Regions from separate parts of the Homo sapiens genome. Here region 2 is linked to region 1. A link is a loop called in an ENCODE intact Hi-C map of the cell type or tissue named here. Cell type or tissue: transverse colon. All regions are shown on one strand. Each heading gives the region's core, and the rest is flanking DNA. Links, peaks and the distances in the headings are about the cores only.

Region 1 (12,674 bases), core at 2,814-10,813:
CATTCCCCAGGCACCATCTACCCACACCTGGGAGCAGCCCCCAGTGGGCTTCAGATAATCCGCCCGCCAACCTTTACAATCAGCTCTTCATTCTTTCCTGTGTTCCCTCACACCACATTCCTTCAGCTGATTGTGGTATGTCTCCTTACCCTTGGCAATTAGCCCTTATAAAGAAAAAAGTTTCACCTCCTGCAAGAAGCCTTCCTAGATTACAAGAGAGCTGGTTCCTCCCACCTCCTCACCCCAACATCCCCAGTGAACATTTGCAGATCCCTGAGTTACTGAAGCCGTGCGGGAAGAATAGAAAAACAAAGGAGAATCTAGAAGCAAATGCCAATTTTTTTTCTCTGTTTCCTGGTGGGCTTCAGCAGACGTAGGCTGAAAATGCATAGGCAAGGTGACCTGTGGGCTTTTCCTGCTGGATTAGACAAGCACATCCCAGGGTCAGCCTATGGGACATGGACGCAACTTGGTGCAGGGAACCATACTGAGTGCAGGATGCGGACGGGAAAGGATACTCAGGCCTTGTCCAAGGGCTCGGAGGGGTGCCTCTACCCATTGTCCATGTGTCTGGGCACCTGGGTGATGGAAGATGCCCCATTCGGCCGGGGGACAGGGCTGCCTGCACTGAGCCCCCAGGAGGCTGAAGAAAGCGTTTCCCCACCCCACCCCAGGCTCTGTTTGTGGATGTGGCCAGGTGATCTCAGAGAGCCGGCTGATCTGGGTGGGTGCAAGGGGTGGTTTTATAAGTTCAGGGTTCTTGCCTCTCTCCCCTCCCCATGGTGCCACTCTGCGGGGAATTTATTGGCATTTTGGCAAATCTCAACTTGGTTCACTGCTACCTCTTCTTCCTAAAGACTTTCCAGGACTTCTTGGAGTGTGGGGGTGTTTTCAGAAGGAATCTGAGAGCACCTCCCCACCTCCCACACACATACACTCAGCCTGCAACGGTCTCTGTCATGCCAGGTTAGAGGAACCAGGCAGGCTGAGTGACCCGGGCATGTCTCCTTGTTTTCAGGAAAACCGTACAACTCGACAGAGAGGCATTGAAGCCACTCTTTCATGAATGAGTCAGGATGACAGGTGGAGAAGGATGTCCCCAGACCCCAGGGTCCCAAGCCCTTCACAGGAGAGGTGGGAGCATCCACCAGCCCTCCCTTAAGATAAGGCCACCTGCCACTGTGGTTTGGCTTATACCACAATATAAAGTCTAAAACAGCAACTTCTCTGTGAGAAAGCCAACCAGGGGACCCAAGGCACACAAGGCAGGGGGAAGGTACCTAGAATGGACCCGCAGGCCCCCGGCTGCCTTGTGGCTCCAGAGCCCCTGAGGACAGCAGCCCGGGGATGGACTTCGGCGCACTGTCATCCTGTGACTCCCACGCTTTCCCATGGGTGCGTTCTGGACCTTGATCACAGGCTTCCTCTGTTTCCCCAGCTGTCAGCAAGAACACAGAGTGGGTGATTCTTGTCTGGACCAAGGTATGCACAAAGGCGATTACTATGGCCTCCGAGATTTGCCTACAGCTTGAACCTGCCTCGCCTAAAAGGGCACCGGTTATGGAAGTCACCCTGTGTACCTGCCAAGCCCCAGCCCCAGTCAAAAGTGCTAAGCAACCCTGGGACAAAGCCAACTCCATCTCTCCTTTCAATGCACGCCAGCCACAGTGAATCCCTCAGCCCAATGGTGTCTTCGGGAGCCCCTCTCCATGCCCCGTTCTTCCAGCAGCTCCCTGTTGAGGAACCAAGTGTGCCCAGCCAATTTCCCCCAGCACCCACTCCCTAACAAGCACTACTCAGGCTGTCATGGTTGGAACATCAAAGAGTCACCTCCCTTTGGAACTTTTTCACTAGCATCATTATAAAACACAGATCAATGTTCAAGAAATCCTCCAACCATGAGGAAATGAAGGAATTGGGGTTCAGTGGCCAGCAATTGCCCTTCCCCCAATCCCTGAACACAGTTAAAACTTAATCAAGTGAAATGCTCAAAAATGAGGAGTATAAGCTCATTTTCCCATCTGGTTCAAGGAAGCCATTGCAATCTCTGCACATCAGTGGCGAAAATCACAGTCTATCTTCTTGCCTTAGCAAGGGCAGTAGAGTCTATATAATTTTATCTTGCTTGTTTGAATGCGGGAGTCTGTACCTGGGGGTCATTTTTTTTTTTTTCTTTTGAGACAGGGTCTCGCTCTGTTGCCAGGCTGGAGTGCAGCGGCGTGATCTCAGCTCACTGCAAGCCCGCCTCCTGGGTTCAAGCGATTCTCCTGCCTCAGCCTCCTGAGTAGCTGGGATTACAGGTGTCTGCCTGGGGATCACATTTCTATGGCAATTCCACAAGACCCCGAGATGGTGCTAACAGTTGGCTGCTCCCTGGCGTTCATTGGAATGCGGCTGCATTTTCTAAATTCCTTTGTCCTCTTGTCTGACTCTCCTTTGCTTCTTTCTCCACAAAATTATTTGGCCAAAAAAAAAAAAAAAAAGTTGAGTTAACTGGGGACTCTGGTTAGCTGTTCTGTAGTTGATGCAGGTATAATTATACAATACACGTGAACATTGGTCTAGAGCAGCGCCATCCGTTCATGACGCGCCCTATCCGTGCTATGCAAATGGTAGCCGCTCACGACAATGGCAATGGAGGAATTGGATTTTAAATTTTATTTAACTTTATTTTAGTGTATTGTATTTTCGAGACAGAGTCTTGCTCTGTCCCCCAGACTGGAGTACAGTGGCACGATGTTGGCTTACTGAAACCTCCACCTCCCGGGTTTAAGCGATTCTCGTGCCTCAGCCTCCCGAGTAGTTGGGACTACAGGCGCGCATCGCAGCGCAAGCCACCACGGCCGGCTAATTTTTTGTATTTTTAATGGAGACGGGGTTTCGCCATGTTGCCCAGGCTGGTCTGGAACTCCTGAGCTCAGGCAATCCACCTGCCTTGGCCTCCCAAAGTGTTAGGATTACAGGCGTGAGCCACTGCGCCCGGCAACTTTAATAATTTTAAATCTAAATAGCCACATGTGCTTTGTGGCTAGCTTCCTGGATGGGGCGGGAAGGACATTGATAGGCAGCTCACGGGAGCACTGGGCAGGAGGCCGTCTGGATTCAAATACAACAGCCCTGTGCTGTCCACGTGTGGTTGTGGGAATTCACTGAGACGACTTAGCAGGAGCCCCACACTCAGTTTCGGGCACAGTGTAGATTCTCAGGAAAGCAAGGCCGTGTTGTTCTGATGGAACCCAAGGTTTGGGGTCTAGATTAGGCCAGCTTCAGCTTCTCCATCCCCCTGGTTTCTACACTCCTTCAGGCTCTTCCTAAGTCAGGCACTGTAGCAGGCTGGCTTGTGTCCTCAAAAAGGATATGTTTAAGTCCTAACCCCTAGTACCCATGAATATGACCTTGTTTTGAAATAGGGTCTTTGCAGATGTGATCAGTTTAAAGGTCTTGAGATGAAATCATCCTGGATTGAGGGTGGGCCCTCCATCCAAAGACTGGGTGCTCTTATTTTAAGTTCAAAAGTACAACCGCAGGTTTGTTATATAGGCACACTTGTGTCATGGGGGTTTGTCGTACAGATGATTTCATCACCCAGGTATTAAGCCTAAAACCCATTAGTTGTTTTTCCTGATCCTCTTTTTCCTCCCACCCTCCAAAAGGCCCCAGTGTGTGTTGTTCCCTTCCGTGTGTCCATGCGTTCTCATTATTTAGCTCCCACTTATAAGTGAGAACATGTGGTATTTGGTTTTCTGTTTCTGTGCTAGCGTGCGAAGGATAATGGCCTCCAGCTCCATCCACGTCCCTGAAAAAGACACGATCTCGTTCTTTTTTATGGCTGCGTAGTATTCCATGGTGTGTATACACCACATCTTCTTTATCCAGTCTACCATTGGTGGGCACTTAGGTTGATTCTGTCTTTGCTATTGTGAGTGCTGCCGCAATGAACATTCCCTTACATGTGTCTTTATAATAGAATGATTTATATTCCTTTGGGGATGTACCCAGCAATGGGATTGCTCAGTTGAACGATATTTCTGTCTTTAGGTCTTTGAGGTATCGCCACACTGTGTTCCACAATGGCTGAACTAATTTATACTCCCACCAACAGTGTAAAAGTGTTTGAAAGGGGTTACATTCCTTAGCCCCATCATGAGGACCTGGTTCAGTGAGCAGAGTTGAGGGAAGGTAAAACAGGACCTAGAAATGGCCACAGCTAGAGCGCCACCCGAGCTGCCAGGACCAGGCTGGACTCTGCACACGAGGTTGTCCGGGGCAGGGCAGGGCCAGGGCATGCCTGGAGCTGCCACCACTGTAGCACAGAACACGGGGTCTTAACCTGGGTGAGGAGTCAGGAGGTCTGTGAACTTAGATAGGAAAGAAATTCCATTTTTATTTTCCCTGACTTCTAACTACATGTTGGCCTTTTCTTCCTCGCAAAGTCTTAACCTGGGTGAGGAGTCAGGAGGTGTGTGAACTTAGATAGGAAAGAAATTCCATTTTTATTTTCCCTGACTTCTAACTACATGTTGGCCTTTTCTTCCATTAGGAACACAGGCAATGAAGCACACTGTGGGGGACACACCTGTGATTGTCGAAATCACGGATATTTTCATACTGCATTGCAGCTGTTGCCAGTATCATCAGTGACTTTCATCCTTCTCTCTGCTTTGTAATTATGGTGGTTATAAGGCGGACAACTCAATCTTGTCTTAAGCTATTAATAAAAAACATGTGCACTATCATATCACAGTTGGGAGGGCGGGGTGGGGATTGTTACATTTTGTTACATTTTGTTAGCTGTATTTCAACATACTGGTTTCCTTGGGAAGCCCATGTACTTTTTTTCATGCATTTGAAGTCTGAATTCTGAGAAAGGGTCCATAGGCTTCCCTAGGCTGCCGCAGGGGTTCATGACACAGAACAGGGTAAGAGCCACTGGCATGGACACTAGAAACCTACACCAATGCTGTTGTATCACTTTTCAGACAAGCTCTGTGCAGTCGGAATTTTTTAAAGATGCACTGTCACTTGAGGAAGACAGGTGATCTTCCTGCGGCACAAATAGAAGCAAAGAGATTTCTCTTCTTCTCTGTAGAGCAACACAATTGATAAATGGCCGATAATCTCCACCAAATTGGCAGCAGTAGGCTGCCCGAAGGCAGCAGGCATATTCGTCTTTGTGAATTGTTTTACTATGATGCTGTCACATTTCCAGGAATAAGACGGTTAAAATGATATATTGTTGTGGTTTGGCATTTGCAGCTTTGCTCTGACTTCCCTGGTAACTGCCAACATCTGCAAATTATTATGTGCTTAAAAAAAAAATCAACCGCCACCGCAGGCTGCCCCCACGGTCCCTGGCTGGGCCAGGCCTCCTGCCAGGCCACAGGGCAGAGTTCTTGGACCAGGAGGCAGCAGGGTCAAAACCCAGGTTGCCTAGGAAGCCCCCAAAGACAGTTATGGATAGAGCTGGGAGCCCGAAACACATGCGGCAGTCTCTCAGTTTCCAGGTACCGGTTCTCACATCATCCATGCATGTGTTTGAGGAAAAACAAAAAAAAATTGATGGTTGCCAAAAACAAAAATGCTTCCATATCAAAGTTTATCAGTGTCAATGTCAAGAGACTTCTGGTTCGTAGACTCATTTTGGCTTGAGGCCACCAGAAGTGAACTCTGGTTTCTAAATGCAGAAGCAGAGGCACTGGCCGATCATGGAAGATGCAGGGAACTGTTCAAGAGGCCCAAGCCTGGTGCTCAGAAACTTGGCAGGATCAAGCATCTCGCCCAGGAATTCATCCCCTGCTTGTCTAAGCCGGCTGGCTCTCGTGACTGACTCGGAACAACAGAGCAGATGTTTGCGTGGGAGGCAAGCCTCACCCAACATCTGTCCTGCGGCGGGAAGGCCTGGGTGTTCACAGATAGAGCTGGAGTTCCCCGGTGGGTGGCACAGACAATTAGCTGGGGCTGCCTCACATGTAATCTAATTACAGGGGAAACAGGCTCAAACACCGGGTGATAAGCAGCGCAACTGTTTCGGGTGACTCTGTAATTTTTCCTCCATTAATTTTCTCCATAACGCACATGATTGTCATAAGGGTTAATTAAAAAGAGCGTGAGTGGCCTCATGTCACATGTAGCTGGACCAGAAAGTGTTGAGTACCTGCTCATGCGTGCAAGAGGAGGAGGGAGGAGCACATCACTGAACTTCACATGAAATTGGATACCCGGGATTAGAGACAGTAGAGGGTTTTGGTGAAATCAGATACACATTGCAAAGCAGCACACCGCGATAATTCAATTTGGATATACTGACATGGACTGTATAAACAAGGAGAATGGAAGGCAAAAGGGTGATTCCAGGGAGGCTTCCTGGAGGAGGTGAGCTCTTCAAAGAGGTCATGTGCACAGGTAGAGGAAAGAAATAGAAAAAAAAAAAAAAAAGAGCACTAGAGCCAAGGACAGGAAGGATCACAACCATAGGGACAAGGATCCAAAACCATGAGGTTAGAACCTGAAGACAAGGAACCAGACTCAAGGAAAAAGTTTCCTTCAAAGATAACGGCTGATGGGTGCAAGGAGGTATCGAGGGATAGAGGATGTCCAACCCCAAGCTATAAGCAAAAGTCCAACAACTGATATCTCTTGTTTGCAACCCATCTCAAAGCCACCAAGCCTTGTGTAAACATCACCCAGAGTGGCCAAGACACCAAGTGAGCAGAGCCTGGTGACATCTAGGATTTGCACATAGCAGGCGATGAATAAACCCATGCTGTCTGACTTCGGAACTTTGACCTCAAGTTCATCACCTCTAGTATTTGTGGATGAAGTCAATGATAGAGTTAGTTCTTGCTTGTTCATGAAGCGGATGGTGCATCATTCTAAGCAATGCATAACATATCTGTTTTTAAAATGTTTTTATATGCATCTTGGATCACATTAAAATTACTTTGCATTTTGGACCATACAACAACTGATGGGGTTGGGAGTAGGGAGTGGACACTCCAGCCCTTCCTGCACTGAAAGAATGGATGTGCAAGCCACATGCTCTAAGAGGGTGGAGGCATCCTCTTACCTAAATACTAGACTGGCATCAGCAGCTGCAATCCCCGATCTAGTTGCCTTGCTGGCAGTATCTCAACCAATTGTTTTAATTTGAGACTTCATAATGACAATCCAAAGCTCACTTGATTATGATTATCACTGAGGAAGGCATTATTCAGAGTGTAGCAAATAGATAATATAGCTTTATCTACACAGCATCGCTCAGAGTGCAGCAAGTAAATCATATGGCCTGATCTACACACACACAAACACACACACATGAAGTCAGGAATATCTGACAGTGCAGTTCTAGTGTCCCCAAGCCTGTGATGGGTGTGCAAGATAGCGCCGTCCTGGGTCTGGCCCGATCCACGGGCGTTTGGATTCTGGGTTGGCTCATCCCCTGGGCTTTCTCTGCTTCTGTGGATCCCACTCCAGAGAGTGCTGGCATCGCCTCTTTCTTCAGGCTCTGAAGCCTCTTTCAATTCAGAACTTGAAATTCATTGCAGAGAACCCTCAGTCGTTTTGTCTGCAATCAAGTGACGGTGACTGCATTAGTCCCTGGGGCTGCCATAACAAAGCACCACAAACGGGAGGCTTAAAACAACAGGAATTTATTCTCTCACCGTTCTGGAAACCAGAATTCTGAAATCAAGCTGTCGGCAGAGTTGGTTCTCTCGAAGGACTGGGAGGGAGAATCTGTTCCCTGCCTTGCCTTTAGATTCCGCTGCTTCCAGCAGTCCGTGGCTGTCACATGGCCTTCTCCCTCTGGAGTGTGTCTCTGTGTCTGTCCTCCTCTTCTTGTGATATCACGAGTCATATTGGAATAAGGGCCCACCAGACACCAGTATGATTTCATCTCAGCTAACTGCACTGGCAGTGACCTTATTTCCAAATAAAGCCAAATGCTGAAGCAGCAGGGGTTAGGACTTCAATGTGTCTCTCGCAGGGACACAATTGAACCCACAGCAGTCAAATACATAGTCCTTATTAACCATACATGTAGGTCTGCTTTCTGCTGTGTCTAACAGATGCGCTTTTCTGTCCGAGGTTGAAAATTAAGGCAGCTTCCTCCCTGCCAGGGTACCCCCTGCACAGGCCCCTGCCACAGCTGGTGGTTACTAGAAGTCTTTCATACTCTTCAGTCCTGTGACAATAATTTCGTGTTTCCATGCACCCATATACAGACCCTAGCGCTTTTGGCAGGAAGAGAAGAATTTCTAAGTTGAGGCTGTTTAAAAGCGTCTCCCCAGTGAAGGGTCACCAGATTTAGCAAATAAAAATACAGGACACCTAGTTAAATTTGGATTTCAGATAAACAATGAATAATTCTTCAGGATAAGCATGTCCCATGCAATATTTGGAACACATTTACACTATAAAAATTACGAAAGTTCATGTTGCTGGGTGTCCTGTATTTCATCTGGCAAGCCTACACTGCCGGCACCAGAAAGTCCTTGAAGTGAGTCTCCTGATCCTTCTCCACCCCCACCCTCAGTCCTGGCTCCATCTGCCCTAGAGGCTGAGGGCTTTCTATGTAACCCCCATGGAGACAGGGCATTATAAGATGCAAGGATGTGAATGGAAAAAAATCACAAGATCTATACATCTGGAAAGGGGATCTTTATTTCTTCTAAAGGATTACAGCCTGCAGGGTGGCCATTCTGACAGGCCGGGAGACGCAGCCTCTGGCAGAAACAGCTGGCAGGCACCTGGAAGGAGGCGGTGTTGCAGCAGGAGCCTCATGCTGAATTGAGCTGGCCAAACATACATATTCAGGTTCCAGGAGGAGCTATGAATATTCACAAAGAGAGTCCTGAGCCGTGCCCACTGAACATGCACGTTACATGCGTCCCATGTTCACTTTGGGGTGGAGGCTTCACATTTAAAAGCATTACAATGAGTCCCTACACGTCAAAAGGTGAGGCAGGGACTCGAAGGCATACAAGTGTGCAGCTTCTATAATCAGCCTGAACCAGGTCTATGGTTGGTGGTCTCTTACCAGGAGACTGAAATCAACCTCTTGTCCAATCAAAGCTATAGTCACAGCTGTGGAACGGGGTCAGCCAGCGTCTGCAGGTGGATGAGCTGCAGTCGTTTGAATCTCGGGGCCGGTGCGTGTTTAGCTGCTGAAGAAAAAGAAGACGCTGTGGTGTGAGAGCAGAGTCCGTTCTCTAAGTGTAGAGTGCGCGGCTCGACCCTTACCTGGCGTGGCCTGAGGTGCTGCTTATAATTTGGTGTCTTATTGCCATAAGGAGTCTGTGCTGTCGGTCTCGTGTCTCTATTTTAGCATGACAGCCGATCATCGTCGTTTAAACCACAAAGGGGAGGGACTGTGATGAAGCGTGTCCGATCGCCCGTCCCCTCATGGCTGGGAGCTCAGCTTTCAGGTTTCTCTGGGGTCCCCTTGGCCAAGAGGGGGTCTGTTCAGTCACTTGGGGACTTCGGATTTTATTTTAGTTCTGAAAGAGTAGCAAATGGGGACCAACATGGAATTTGAAATGTATAGGAGGTAATTCCCAAAGTAAACCGCTCCGTGGACGTGATTCAGATCTGACTCCATGACAGTGCTGTCCCCTTCCCTGCCACCGTACTCCTCAAGGAGCTGGACGCGTCCTCGCAGGAGTGAGAGCTGCCTCGTCCACACCCACAAAGAAAGAACTCCACTCACATATTTCCCTGCAAATAAAGGGGCTCTGTATGTAATTAACTGACAAAAACGCGGGTGGAATTGCAGGTTTGGAAATAAAGTATAAGGCTCTATAACTCAGCCTGGCTCCGCACACACAAGCCGTCAACTGACACCTGAGCTGGACTGAAGCGGGAAGGGGGCTGGCCCCTGGTCAACACACACTGAACCCAGCGGCCAGTACACATCCTGTTCAGCTGACATGGGCTCTGCAGAGAATTCCAGCTCCCTCTATTCCCCACCCCTCACACAGAAACCTCTTATCCAGTTTGAGAGAGGTGTGTGCATGCATGTATGCACGTGCGTGTGCAGGCTTGTGTGCGTGCCTAATGAAAAGCAGCTTGTTCAGAGTTAGTCAAAGGCTTTGGGAATGAAACGCGGCTTTGAGCCCTTCCACAGCAGCTTTGAGGGGAGGCGTGTGTTGGTCAGAGCATGAAACCAGACGCCTGGAACACCGCCCAGCCAAACCCACCCGCAGCTCTGATGCAGGAGCTCGCACAGAGCATGACACGTTTCTCTGGGTTTGTTTTTTCTTTATCTACAAAGAAGTAGAAGGAGAAGGGAAAAGGATAGGAGTCCTAAAAGGCTTATTACTGCCCACGAGGGTCACTGGAATTGACTCAAGTCAGTGAAAGGCTTTGAAGATTAACGGGCCCATATAAATGTTAATTTGTTATGAGGTTTCTGCTAGGACGTTAAACAGAGCAGGGAAGACTTGCCTATAAAACACAGCATGCAGTCCTTGGTTATAATTAATGCCTATAAAGGTCTCTATATTGGATTCAGTCGAGGGCCTGGCAGGAGGGCAGTAAGGAGCCATTCCAGCTCCTTTTAGAGGCGAAAGTGGGGCTGTGGACGAATAGGTTCCTCAGAACAGTCACTGCCTGGGAAGCAAAACCACGGAATGAAAAGCTAGGGACAGTCCCCTAACGTGGGGGTGGGGCAATCAAAGGGAGCCGCCTTTGAAGAGCCCTGAGTCCCTTGAGGGGAAGGCGGCAACAAAGCGCCGCTTGTCCACCATCACCTGCAGCATGCTTTCCTTAATGAGGACGAGACCCAGGTGGCTCGGTCACTGCAGCTCCCTGGAAGGGACCCTCAGGCCCCCAAACTGGGAAGTCCCCACCTTCCCGCAGACTCAGGATGCTTCTTGTGGGAAAGCACACCCACACTTACAGTGACAGCAGTCACGCTGACCTCAAAAATCCTCCAGGAAAATCAAAATGACACCAATTCACAGGATGTTCCCCAAAGTCCTAGTTTCACAAACTGGAAAACAGCGCAACCCAGCTGTGGTCCAGAGGTCCTGGTGACCTGGCAGCGACAGAATCTTCTCAGGCTGCCTCTGTGCTGCCCTTCTGTGCTGGGATGCACCTGTTGGGGAAAGCTGGGGTTAGGAAACCCAGTGGGTGAACAGGGAGAACTCAAGAACCAGCGAAGAAAAGCAACAACAGGCATATTCACATTTTAAAATGCTTCAGGTGCAGTTTACATACTCTGTAGAGGTTGGTAAAAGTTACACAAATTATGCAAATATCATGTGGCTCACCTACTGTCATGGACAATATTGTGCACCCCACAAAATTAATATGTTGAAGCCGAACTCCCAGTCAGGGGTGACTGTATTTGGAAGCAGGGCCTTTAAAGAGGCGATTAATTTAAGATGAGGCCGTTTGGTGGGCCTTAATCCAATCTGACTGGTGTCCTTATAGAAAGATACAGAGACCCCAGGATGCATACAGGAGGGGCCTCTGCAAGCTGAGGAGGGGACTCAGGAGAAAGCAAACCCACGGGTGCTTTGACCTTGAACTTGTGACGTTGAGCTTCCAGAACTCTGAAAAATAAACTCCTGCTGTTTAAACCCCCAGTCTGTGGTCCTCTGCCATGACAGTCCCAACAAACCAATACAAAGACAATCAGAGAGCCAGAGGCCACGGGGCTCCTGCCGGTGTGGGTGCCTTAGGCAACACGCCCCATCCCTGGGGTCCTGGGCGCACCAAACCCACCCCTGGCTCCTGGATACCACCTCAGGACCACAGCTCCATTCATCCAGAGGCCAAGTGGGCAGCCTGAGGCAGTAAGAAGAACACTCACTGGAATGAGCCGTTCAGGGCTTTGGGATCCCCTCCTCCAGGCAGCCTTCTCTGGCTGCAGCCACCCTCCTCTGAGCCAGGTACCCTGCACTACTCCTCCAGGCTCTCAAAGAACCCTGGAGTCCCACGTATCAGAGCACTTTCCACACCGTGTGCTGACTTCCCGGCTCCCAGAGCCCAGCCCTAGGAGATCCTTGTTCTGGGGCACGTTTCTGCCTTTCCTTATCCCTATCTTTCTCCTCCTCACTCAGCACCTGGCCCTCGATGAGCAGGGTTCTCATATTTAACAGCTGTCCACTGGTCATGACACCTGGGTGCTGGAGGGAGCAGGAGCATGGGCACTGAAGCCTGCTGGGCGGGGGGTCCAGATGCTACTGAGCGGAGAAGGAAAGGTGTCTCGGCAGAGTGAACAGTGTGTGTGCCGGCCCAGAGGTGAGCCGCAGCAGCTGCGGTGGCTGGAGAAGTTCAGGAGGGTTGTGGAAAAAAGCAAGAGGAGGTGGGGAGGGCTTCAGAGGGGGCTGGAGAGGTTGGTAAGGGCTAGGCCACCAAGGACCCTATGAGCAGTTCAGGGCTTTAGGATCTACTGAGAAGGGAACAACCCTAGGGGTTCTCTGCAGGTTGCAAGCCCTCTGGCCCCCCAGTGGCCAGGGGTCTTCAAATCCCATAACCCCCACCCATGGTATTCTGCCCCTAAGGATGTCCACGGATGAGAAGATTGGCCTTCCAAGATTCTCCATCAACCCCTCAGCGAGGCTTCAGCAGCACTGAGCCCAGCAGAGACTTCTGTAGCACCCGAAAGCCTCCTTCTGTCTTGGGAGCCTCATCTGATCTGCTGTATCATGCGTCCCTGCCCTCTCCTC
Region 2 (12,674 bases), core at 1,581-9,580, 230 kb before region 1:
AAAAATAGCTCCAGGCAGTGACTCATGCGTGTCATCCCGTACTTTGGGAGGCCAAGGCAGGAGGATCTCTTCAGGCCAGGAGTCGGAGACCAGCCTGGACAATATAGTGAGATCTCATCTCTATTTAAAAAAAGTTTTTTTTTAATTAGCCAGGCGTGGTAGTGTGTGCCTGTGGTCCCAGCTACCTGGGATGCTGAGGTGGGAGGATCAATTGAGTCCAAGAATTTGAGGCTGCAGTGAGCTGAGATTGTACCACTGCACTCCAGCCTGGATGACCAAGCAAGATCCTGTCACAAAAACAAACAAACAAACAAACAAACAAAACTATGCAGCAGCAACTATGTGCTGGGCCCTGTTCTGGACCCTGGGATACAGCTGCAAACAAAGGTCCTGCTCTTATGGAGCTCACATCTTGTGAGGGAGAAGCAGGAGATGGAGATGTAACGTGCTCAGGGTGATGAGAGCTGAGGAAAGAAGTGAGCTGGAGAAACGGATTGGGACACGGGAAGGCATCACTGACGCGGGGTATATGAGTGACAGCTTGGATTTGTGTCCCTGCCCAAATCTCATGTGGAACTGGAAGAGGGGCCTGGTGGGAGGAGATTGGATCATGGGGGCAGATTTCCCCCGGCTGTTCTTGTGATAGTGAGTGAGTTCTCATGAGATCTGATGCTTTAAGAGTGTGTTGCGCTTCCCGGCCGGGCGTGGTGGCTCACACCTATAATCCCAGCACTTTGGGAGGCCGAGGCAGGTGGATCACGATGTCAGGAGATGGAGACCATCCTGGCCAACATGGTGAAACCCCGTCTCTACTAAAAATACAAATATAGCTGGGTGTGTTGGCGTGCACCTGTAATCCCAGCTACTCGGGAGGCTGAAGCAGGAGACTCGCTTGAACCGGGGAGGCGGAGATTGCAGTGAGCTGAGATCGCGCCACTGCGCTCCAGCCTCGCAACAGAGCGAGACTCTGTCAAAAAAAAAAAAAAGAGTGCGTGTGGCGCTTCTCTCGTTGCTCCCTCTCTCTCCTGCCACCGTGTGAAGAAGGCCCTTGCTTCCCCTTCTCCTTCCGCCATGGTTGTAAGTTTCCTGACGCCTCCCAGTCATGCTTCCCGTACAGCCTGCAGAACTGCGAGTCAATGAAATCCCTTTTCTCCACAAATTACCCAGTCTCAGGTAGTTCCTTACAGCAGCGTGGGAACAGACTCAAGAGCTGAAGCAAGCAAGGCCGTTAGCAAGGAGCGGGCTGGGGAGAGCACTCCAGGCAGAGGGAACAGCCAGGGCCAGGGCCTTGAGACAGACGTGAGCCAGGATATCTGAGGAACAGCAGAGAAGCCAGTGTGGCCGCAGCTAAATGAGGAACAATGTGTGAGTTCCCTGGGGCGGCCAAAACAAACACCACGGACGGGGGCCTTCAACCACAGACACCGATTTCCTCACAGCTCTGGAGGCGAAAAGTCCAAGAAAACTGCACGGAGTATCTATGAGGCCCTGATGGAGACCTGACCTGGTCCACACCCATGGCCTGGCAAGCTAGATGGGGTGAATTTTCACCTGCCACAGTCGCAAGTCAAAGCCACCGGCTTCTCTCTTCTCCCTCCCATTGCTCCTGACAGCCAGGGTTAATATTTTGCCTCATGTAAACAGGGAGGCATCCACCCGAGAATCTCCCCTCAGCCCACATAAGCTCTGCAGAGAGGGCTGTGTTGCTCCAGTTCCCACCTGGACATGAGCACTTTGAAGGGCAGCTTCCCTCCCGGGGTCTGGCTGAGCTCAGGGTAGGCGTCAGTCTGCATGGATTGGATGGAGGAAGGCTGTGCGTGGCAGGAGATGACACTGCCCTTGGGCTGTGTGGTTTCTCTCTGTTCCGAGCCCTGTTCCTCCACCTTAGCGGAATAGCGCCTCTCCATCCAGTTCTCATCTTTGAGAACGATTCTTGGGATGAAAGCCACGACGTTGGATATGAACAACCTGGTTGCCAAGTTGTTTGCATTTTTGCCTCCTCTCCTTTCTGAAGGGAAAAGCTGTCCTTGTGTGGGGCCACTTCAGACCCCAGTGAGCAAAAGGAGTGATGTTTAGGGGAAGGCAGGGAGAGCAGAAACTTGCATATTCCACACCTTCTGCGGCTGGGCACTGGGATGGGCCTTTCTCATGGCCGGTGGGATGGGAGAGGAGAGAGGTCTCCATCCAGCACCACTTACATCACACACATAAGCGACCTGGGGTATTAGTGGCTAGGAGTGCAGGTTCCAGATATCTCTCAGGTATAGTCTCCGCAGGATCCTGTTCCTCCCTTACCACTCATGAAGCCACTTTTCCCCCCAGGAGCCTTGGTGGCCTCCTATCTAAAGTGGGGATGGCACACAAATCCATGTCCTTGTGACGGTCCCATGAGAGAAGCAGACAGACCCTGTGCACACAAGGGCCTGCAGGGAGAAGCGCTCTACACGTGGCGACACCCTTTCCTCCCAGGATGGTCTCCTCTGCATTCCTGCTGTCATCCCAGCGTCCCACCTGATTCCCCAGGACACAGCTGACTAGAAATCAGCCCTGGACTAGAACCCACCGCCCGCCAGGGGTGGGTACGCTTTCTCGGAGGCCCCCATGGGGAGGCAAAATGGAAAACCACACCCAATACTCAACCTACAGTGGGCCACTAATTCCCAAGGCAATTCTGCTGTTTGTATCTGTGGGAGAAATGCATTTCCTTTGTTTTCGAAAAAGCAGATGGCCAGGTGTCATTGGCAGAGGGGCTGCAGTGAGGGCAGTGAGGGAGAGCAGAGGAAATGAATGGACAGTGCAGAGGACAGGCCAGGTGGCCCACAACCAGGCAGACAGCTCACGTTGCCTTTTCTGGAAATAGGGACTGCATGACCAATCTGTGCCTGTGCCTCTCTGGCACACAATGGACAATTTCGGAAAACTTCAAAAGAAAAAGCCAAGTTGATTTTGCTAAAAATGTGAAGTTTCTCTCTCTCTCTCTCTCTATCTCTTTAATGCAATGCATAGTTTATCATTTTCTTGTCTTTAGGATTAATTAAAGACAGGGCTAAATTTGTTTAAACAAGCTCTAAAATATTAAAAAAGAAGAAGAAGGCAAAGTACATAGTGTTTCCAAGTCCAGGGAACATTCTGTTCCCTGGGCTTCAGTTTATAACTGAATGTGCTTTACGTTTAGAAGACAAGCTATAGCTTGTAAAATGAATGTGGAAATAATCTAAAGTATGAGGCCTCCATTATTTATTATGTAATTGGAGAAAATTCTGGCTGGGAGAAATCTCTAGCTGAAAGCCAAGATGATCCCTACTCAATCGTTCTTAAACAAAATTAACATGTATCCATTTCTTTGATAATATTTCACTGGCAGGCAGTTCCTCTTCTAGGCTGCTATGAGCAAATTGCCAAGTTGGGTGTCACCCGTATAATCATTATCATGGGAAACCGTCAGAGTTCCTTGGGCAAGGGAATCAAAGATTTCAAGTGTTGACATTTTGTTAAGTAGGTTTTTTATAAAGTCTTACATTTAGAACTTTTCAGAACATGTCATCTCCAAAATCAGTAATCATTAAACGACGTCCAAGACCATGTTTTTGAGATCCTTCTATACTCTAAAAGCATTTTGATAATATTATTCCATAAACTGCCCCTTTTTTATTAAATGCATATCACAATCTTTTCAAACTATGAATATGGTCCTGGTTCATTCAAGAGAAAGAAGCTCTGCCCAGTGCAGTGGCTCACGCTATAATCCAATCACTTTCAGAGGCAGGAGGATCACTTGAGGCCAAGAATCGGAGACCAGCCTAGGGGGCAACAAAGTAAGACCCTATCTCTACAAAAATATTTAAAAGTTAGCCAGGGGTGGTGGCACATACCTGTGGTCCTGCCTACTCAGGAGGCTGAGGCGGGAGGATCCCTTGATTCCAGGAGTTCAAGGCTGCAGTGAGCTATGATCATAGGATTGCACTCCATCCTGGGTGACAGAGCGAGATGCTGTCTCTTAAAAAAAAGTCATTGGTGATGACTTTCTTTATTGCCTTTCATTAACAAAGTAATTTCCCCATAGATGCCTCCCTCCCGCCATCTAGGACTTGTGGAGGTCGAAAATATCATGAATGAATGTTCACTTTTATAAAATGTTCTTCCTGCACCACTTGTGCCTTGAGAAGCTCTGTGGAGTGCAGGGTCATTCTCAACTTTCTTGAGGAGGGGATGTCTCCACCCCCAACTCCACTGTAGGCACCCTCTTCCCTTAAGCTGCTTTAATTTTTTTTCACTTAATATTCACTCAACTATATTCTTTACAAGAAAATAAATTCCAAGGGGACAGGGACTTTTCTGCCTTACTTCTGTTTCCAAGCTTTTAGAAAAGCACCTGGCACATGGTAGGTGCTCAATAAATATTTGTGGTGATACTTATTAAGAAATGGAGTGACAAAAGGCACTGTGAATTCATTAACATTAAAAATATTTTGTCTTATTGCATGAAATTAATGCATACATATAAAAATGGTGGCATGTAAGTGTATGCGTTATTTAATCTCTGTTATAGGTTTCTGAACCCCTGGGAGTAACTCCAAGGATCAGAGATTGAGAACCACCTATATCAGGGGGAACAAGTACTAAATTGAAGTGCCGTAGACTGACTTGATTCTATTACAGGCTGAGCATCTTTTATTTGAAATGCTTGGGGCCAGAAGTGTTTTGGATTTCAGATTATTTTGGATTTTGGAATATTTGAATTATACTTACCAATTGAGCATCCCAAATCCAAACATCTGAAATCTAAATGTTCCAATGAACCTATCATTAAAGCATCTTGTCAGTACTCAGAAAATTTCAGATTTTGAAACATTTTGGATTTTTGGATTTGGGATGCTTAACCTGTACCTGCTAGGTAACTCTGAACAACACCACTTAATTTTCCTGAGTCTTGGTTTAATTGTGTGGCAGATGGGAGTAATAATAGCTGATTTACCTACTCGACATAGCTGAAAATAGAATGATATGTATATATGCAAATACATTTTGTAAACTACAAAGAACCATACACATATAGATTATTTTTGCTACTATAATAAAACATAGGTCTTGGGTCCGTAATCCCAGCAAAGCAGAGGACTGCTGCCTGCAGCTTTAGTCAATTTGATCACCATAGTCTATCATCACCATCATTAGAATAGAAACACTTACTCTCCCTGGGGTCTGTTGACCATCCCACGTGCGAAAAAACCCTATACAAATTTGCCCGGAATGTAGACTCCCCATTGGCCACAGTGGTAGTTTATTAGCTTCATACTGTGTGGAGTCAATGACTCATAGAAGGCACATTTTTCACCTCTTAGCCTTGGCAGCAACGACCCGTTGCTCAAAATTTGCTAACAGGCTCCCTCAGCTATTTCCTGTTGTGTTGCAGTAACACCGCTTTTTCTTTAGGCCACATTAAATTTTAAAACACATTAGAAACATTTCATCCCTGGCCTTCCTCTTCTAGTCATTGCAAAAAAAAAAAAAAAAGTGCTGTAGCAAACATGAGGATTATGATGATTGGTTAATTTCCCTCCATTTTAACCAATGAAATGTGTTCCTTATCACTATGGTTACATAACAACTAGCTCCCACAGGTGGAATCCAGCCTCACCAAAGCACCTGGGATAGTTCATCTACTCCTGCTCACTGATTATATCTAAATCACCAATAATGACCCAAATAACTTCGTATTTTTAAAAGTTATAGAGGTTATGTTATTTTTAGCCACTTCTATTGTGAAATATACTTCCCAAACAGAAAACTGTGCAAATCAGAAATGTCTAGCTCAATGAATAGCACGTAGATTTCCTTGCTCTTCTTCAGCTATACCCACCTAAGCATGACCCCTCAATACTATAGTTTACTTCTGTCTGTTTTTGTTTTGTTTTGTTTTGTTTTGTTTTTTTGAGACGGAGTCTCGCTCTGTCGCCCAGGCTGGAGTGCAGTGGCGCGATCTCGGCTCACTGCAAGCTCCGCCTCCCGGGTTCACGCCATTTTCCTGCCTCAGCCTGCCCAGTAGCTGGGACTACAGGCGCCTGCCACCACTCCCGGCTAATTTTTTTTTTGTATTTTTTAGTAGAGACGGGGTTTCACTGTGTTAGCCAGGATGGTCTCGATCTCCTGACCTCGTGATCCACCCGCCTCGGCCTCCCAAAGTGTAGGGATTACAGGCGTGAGCCACCGCGCCCAGCCCCTGTCTGTTTTTTAAAGTATATAAATGGGATTCTGTGATATGTTTTCTCTAGTATCTGGCTTGTTTTGCACGTCATTCTGTTTATGAGGTTCATTCATGTTCATGTAACTGTGGTCCAATTTCTTCACTGCAGTGAAGTTGTTTATTATATTTTAAAAAACATTTTCATGAATCCATTTCATTGTTGATGGACAGTTGGGTTTTTTCCAGTCTAAAGCTGCTATACACACTGCTGCTGTGAAGATTGCTGTACAAGTCTCGTGCTAAAAATAGGCATGCTTTTCCGCTGAGTATCTACCTAGGAGTGGAATTACTATGAAAGAAGGAATGCACATCTTCACTTTAATAGATAATACCAAACCTCTTCCTTTAGTGACTAGAACCAAATGTATGATATGAGAGAGTCTCCATCACTCTCCATTGTCACCAGCCCCTGGCATGGATATTCCCTTTAATCTTAGCCACCTTGGTGAGTGTATTTGGAATCTCAATGTTTTTAATTTGCACTTTTCTGATTACTTAAGAGTCTGGGCCCCTTTCCCTATATTTATTGACCATTTGAATATTGTTCTTTGCCAGGTATCTTCAAGTGTCATCCATTTCTGTCTTTTATTTTATTTTATTTATTTATGAATTGGGATCTCACTCTGTTGCCCAGGCTGGACCGCAGTGAAGCTCACTGCAACCTTAAACTCCAAGTGATCTTCCCTCCTCAGCCTACAGGCATGAGCCTTCATGCCTGGCTATTTGTAAAATTATTATTTTTTGTAGAGATGGGGGTCTTGCTATATTGCCCAGGCTTGTCTTGAACTCCCAGCTTCAAGCAATCCTCTCAGCTTGGCCTCTCAAAACGCTGGGACTACAGACCATTTTTCTTTTTAAAATATTATTTGGGGAGATTTATTTATTTATTTATTTATTTATTTATTTATTTATTTATGAGATGGAGTCTTGCTCTTTCACCCAGGCTGGAGTCCAGTGGCGCGATCTCAGCTCACTGCAAGCTCCACCTCCCAGGTTCACGCCATTCTCCTGCCTCAGCCTCCCGAGTAGCTGGGATTACAAGCTTGCACCACCACACCAGACTAAAACATACAATATACTGATTTCCATTTCCTTGGAAAGATTGTTGCTGGGACTATTTCTTATTAACTAGTTGCGTTTCCTGTTTTGGTTTTTTTGTTGTTGTTGTTTAGGATTTTTAGTGTTTCCTTTTATTATGTTTTGAGACGAGGTCTTGCTCTGTTACCTAGACTAGAGTGCAATAGCATGATCACAGCTCACTGCAGCCTCAACCTCCCAGGCTCAAGTGATCCTCCCACCTTAGCCTCCCGAGTAGCTGGGACCACAGGGTAAAGTAAAAGGTAAAGACTGACCAGGAAAGGGGATGGGAGTGGGGAGAAAAAACATATTAAACTGAATTATACCTTCCACCTTACCTTGTATTATGATCAAAAGAAATCCCTCTGCTGTCCTTTCCTCCTGACACTCTTCCCACAGGCATGCACCATCATGCCTGGCTAATTCTGTAAATTTTTTGTAGAAGCAGGGGTCCCACTATGTTGCCCAGGCTGGTATCGAACTCCTGTGCTCAAGTGAAGTGTTTTCAAAATGACATATTTCTATATCTTACAATTTTCCTGAGTTTTGGTGTTAATTAAATGTACAATTAAATCTTTTGGTTTTTAAAAATATAGATAACATCTTCCACTGTTTAATTCTATACTGTTTTTTAAAAAGAAAACCTGAAGAGTGCAAACCTGTAGAGTAAGAAAAGGGGAGGAATGAAATTTATCTTACTCCTCCTGCCAGATGCAGTTTGGTACATCTTAACACTAAATGCTCATTTTACTGAATTCTCACTTTAAGAATGTTCCATTATATTTTAAACTCTTTATAGGCATATTGATTTTGTGCTGAAAGAGATTAAACAGCCCTCAAGAGTTTCAAGCAAATTCTCTTAGTCAGTAAATGCATTTCCTCTTTCATTCATGTCCCAATGCCCAGTCAACATTTTTTGTGTGCCTGTATCACTTAACCAACAAAGATTTTGGAAACAATCTTTGGATAATACAATATTTGATTTCTCATAATGTGACCTGAAGATCCACATGATTTTGTTTTTTTGTCAGCCCATGCCACCCCATGGTTTGGAGGAACCAAACCCCCAGCCTTTTGAGGGGTGAGACTCCTGGAATTTTCGTCCCGTGCCTTCGTGGGGATTTCTCCTGTATTTAGTATTTGTTCACCCGACACAGACTTGCAGAGCCTAATGCATTCCAGACACTGCGCTGAGTGCCAGGAATAAAGAAACATCTGTACCTGGTACAGTCTGGCTGGGGCAAGAAACCACCAACATGATAAGCAAATGAATGTATAATGTAACAGAACATGGGTTGTGCCCTGAAGAAAAATAAAGACTGACCAGGAAAGGGGATGGGAGTGGGGAGAAAAACCATATTAAACTGAATTATACCTTCCACCTTACCTTGTATTATGATCAAAAGAAATCCCTCTGCTGTCCTTTCCTCCTGACACTCTTCCCACACACACACATGCACACACACACGCACATCTGTAAACCCCTGACAACAGTGGTGACGTCTATCTCACCTTTGTGCACCCCCAAAGCTGAACACAGCTATGCATGACTGACACAATTTTGTTAAACCAAAGAAAATCTTTTCATGATGTCTCCATTAATTTCATGTGGCCAACCAGCCATTCCTGGAAGTTTCTTGAACTCTCTGGAGATCCCTTCTGCCTTTAGGCATCTTCTGTCTACTCAGCGAGTAGTTCCTGGGGCTTTCCTAATGGCATTTCTGCTTATCCGATATCTGCTGGATGTCGTTCAGAAAAATGACATTGGAGGCTGAGGCCTCAAACTTTAGCTCCATATTCTTGGTCAGGTTTCAGATTTTCACTTAAACACAGCCCTGTCTGCGATGCCAACAGACTTTAGCTCAATTTATTATCAGAGGGCGATCTGGCACTCCCATACAGCTCCGCAAATGCCTCTGACTATCTAATAACTCATCATTAAACACCACATTCCCTGAGAGGCTGTGGAGACCAGGCAGGGAGGGCCTCTCCCTTCTGAAAAAAGGAGCCCCTTCCAGGGCTCACAACAAAATGTCAAGTTTGGCAAAAGATAAAAATAGAAGTCTTTGTTTCACACTTGCAAAAAGGCTCAAACTTTCACGTGTGCTTCTGTTTATATTAAATAAAAAGCCCATTTTTCTTGGGATAAAAGCATCTTAAGAAGAGTTGTAGGGAGAAGAGACTAGGTCCTTTCTTAACCGGAATTCAACTGATTAGACCCTGGCCAGACTCTCCAGTCAGACCCAGAAAGAGAAAACAGTGCCAATCCGAATGATTCAGCTCAATCCGTTCAAAACAACAAATCATGAAATGGCATCATGGACAGGCATGTTACGATAAGACTCTGCTAACGTGGCTTTTGCTGCAAAGTGGGAAATGGTTCTGGGAACTTACAGCTTTAATAAGATCAAACAATGCATCAAATGGAGGTCTGAGTTGGAGATCTGGGCTTCGACCTGCAGAAATAAGAATTGAGGCCTGTTGGGTGCTTCGCTGCTGGCAGTGCTCTCTCACGTGCCCTTTCCAGCTGGCTCTCACCTGATTCTCAGACACCTCTGAGAGCTAGGTGGTGTTCTCGTGTACATGTTAGAGATGAGGAAACCCAATCTCTGACAGCTGTCTATCCACCTGTTTGGAAGGGGCTGAACTGTGTTCCCCCCAAGCTCATCTGTTGAAGCTTTAACCCCCAGTACTTCAAAGCATGTCTTTATTCAGAGATAGTCTTTCAAGAGATAATTAAGATGCAGTGAAGTCATTAGCGTGGGCCCTAATCCGATCTGACTGGTGTCCTAACAGGAAGAGGAGATTAGAACACAGACATGACCATGTAAGGACACAGGGAGAAGGCGGCCGTCTGTAAGCCAAGGAGGGAGGCTCAGAAGGAACGAACCCTGCTCACACCTGGATCCCAGACTTCTAGCTTCCAGGACGGAGAAAATAAATGTTGTTGAAGCCGCCTACCCTATGGTACTTTATTATGGAAGCCCTAGCACACTAATACATTAAGGTAAGTTCTCTGAGGGCAGAATGGGGCTTTTGCTATTTCGATGAAAGTTCTTCGGATTCTGCAAAGCTGACCTCATATTCTGTGATGATTTTGGTAGAAGGCACACAGGCCACCTGCTCACTCCCTGCTCCTCTCATTCCTCCTCACTTTCCCTCCTATTTTCATCATCTTCCCTCTCCCTTTCTCCTTCTTTCACTCCAGGGGGATATGTTTGCCAACCATCTGCAAAGTGCCTACTGTGTTTCACGTAAACGCTTTTAATTTACGTAACTCATGCTATTTATCTCGTCATGATTTGACTCTTTTCCTTTTGGATAGTTTTCAAGATCAATCCTTGTTGCAAGATGAATATTTAACCTGTTACTTTTTTTTTTGGAGACAAGGTCTCGCTCTGTCGCTCAGGCAGGATTGCAGTGGCATGAACACAGCTCACTGCAGCCTCAAACTCCTGGGCTCAGGTGATCCTCCCACCTCAGCCTCGCGAGTAGCTGGGACTACAGGCATGCACCACCTCACACAGCTAATTTTATTTATTTTTCTAATAGAGATGGGGTCTTGCTATGTTGCCCAGGCTGGTCTTGAACTCCTGGCCTCAAGCAATTCTCCCACCTCAGTCTCCCAAAGAACTGGGATTACAGGTGTGGGCCACCACGCCTGGCCTAACCTGTAACTTCTAATTGACACCTCAACATTTCCGAAAATGCCTTTATTCTGCCTGTGCACTGGATTGATAGTTTCTATAGGTGTAGAAGCCCAGGTCGAAAACCACCTTCCTGCAGAAAGCCCCATCCTCTTGTCATTCCCAGAGCGGCTGCAGGGAAAGCTACAGCCATTCTGAGTCCTGAGTCTTCATGTGTTGCCTTTTTTCTTCTCCCTGGAAGCTTGTAAAATCTTCTTCCTGTCCTCACTGCTCTGAAATTGCACAGCAACGAGGCTTCGTGTAGGTCTATTTTTATCTCTTGTACTAGGCCCTTTAGACCTGCAAGCTGGTGTTATTCATTTCTGGAAAAGTTTCTTGAATTGTATTTTAAAGACTTACCAGCTTCTCTGTTCTCTCCTCCTGGAATTCATCTGGAAGCTGCATTTCCTGGTCTGGGCCTCCAATTTCATACATTCTCTCCCTTTTCTTCTCTCTTTTCACTTTGCTCTATTTTCTAATACAATTTTCCAGCCATGCCTTCTAATCCTTGTACTGGGTCTTTCATTTTGGCTATCATGTGACTTTCCCCAAGCTTGCCCAGTGCTTGTTATTTTCCAAATGTTGCTTTTTTATGGTCTCTCACTTTTTTTTTTTTTCTTTTGAGACAGAGTCTTGCTCTGTCGCCCAGGCTGGAGTGCAGTGGCGCGATCTCGCTCACTGCGAGCTCCGCCTCCCGGGTTCACGCCATTCTCCTGCCTCAGCCTCCTGAGTAGCTGGGACTACAGGCGCCCACCACCACGCCCGGCTAATTTTTTGTATTTTTAGTAGAGACGGGTTTCACCGTGTTAGCTAGGATGGTCTCGATCTCCTGTATGGTCTCTCATTCTTGATGCATAGAAGAAAACTCATCTCATCTCTCTAAAGGTGTTAACAGTAGGTGTAGTCTTGGTTTCCTCCAGGTTTCTTTTGACTTTTATTTTTACTGAGATACAGTTCACATAAGATGAAATTTGGCCTTCTTAAGGATATTCACACAGCTGTGCAACCACCACTATCATTTATCCCAGCCTATTTTTATCACCTTAATAAGAAGCTCCATACCTGTTAATATTCATCCCCCATCTCCACCTCTCCCCAGCCCCTGGGAAGCACTAATCCATTTTTCCATGTCTATAGATTTGTCTATTCTGGAAATTTCATATAAATGACATAATACAACTTCTGGTCTTTTTTTTTTTTTTTAAGATGGAATGTTGCTCTTGTTGCCCAGACTGGAGTACAGTGGCGTGGTCTCAGCTCACTGCAGCCTCCACCTCCTGGGTTCAAGCAATTCTCCTGCCTCAGCCTCCTGAGTAGCTGGGATTACAGGCATCCATTACCATGCCCGCCTAATTTTTTGTATTTTTAGTAGAGATGGGGTCTCACCATGTTGGCCAGGCTGGTCTCAAACTCCTGGCCTCAGGTGATCCGCCCGCCTCAGCCTCCCAAAGTGCTGGGATTACAGGCATGAGCCACTGCGCCTAGCCAATTTCTGGTCTTTTGTGTCTGGCCTTCTTCACTTAGTATAGTGTTTTCAAGGTTCATCCATGTTGTAGCCTGTGTCAGTACTTCATTCCTTTTTAAGGCTGAATAATGGTCCATGGTACGAAGAGACCACATGTTGCTTATTCATGCATCTCTGGACAGACGCCTGGGTTGTTTTCCAC

Evidence for each region. Hi-C counts contacts between places; a loop is a spot of excess contacts. Peaks named below come from ENCODE experiments on the same cell type or tissue, not always from the same donor. Only the 100,000 strongest peaks of a DNase experiment are listed, where the experiment ranks them.
Region 2: a loop joins it to region 1, with 2.5 times the contacts of the local background. A loop is called at or near these places in 5 of 110 quality-filtered maps.

The regions. Positions count from the first base shown.
Region 1 is chr21:38,979,930-38,992,603 of GRCh38, forward strand. LINC02940 (long intergenic non-protein coding RNA 2940) reads right to left here. Exons shown (of 7, transcript XR_007067867.1): 5 at 10,898-11,095; 6 at 7,662-9,497; 7 at 5,422-7,564. Among named protein-coding and RNA genes, the nearest start is that of LINC01700, 8.5 kb to the left of the region's middle. RefSeq lists enhancers at 5,636-5,805, 9,504-11,271. In transverse colon, for the core only: no CTCF peak of the experiment used is centred there; DNase peaks (open chromatin) are centred at 5,832 and 10,644; H3K27ac peaks cover 5,453 bases.
Region 2 is chr21:38,750,488-38,763,161 of GRCh38, forward strand. All of the region lies in intron 1 of LINC00114 (long intergenic non-protein coding RNA 114), which reads right to left. Among named protein-coding and RNA genes, the nearest start is that of LINC00114, 17 kb to the right of the region's middle. In transverse colon, for the core only: no CTCF peak of the experiment used is centred there; a DNase peak (open chromatin) is centred at 5,330; H3K27ac peaks cover 5,667 bases.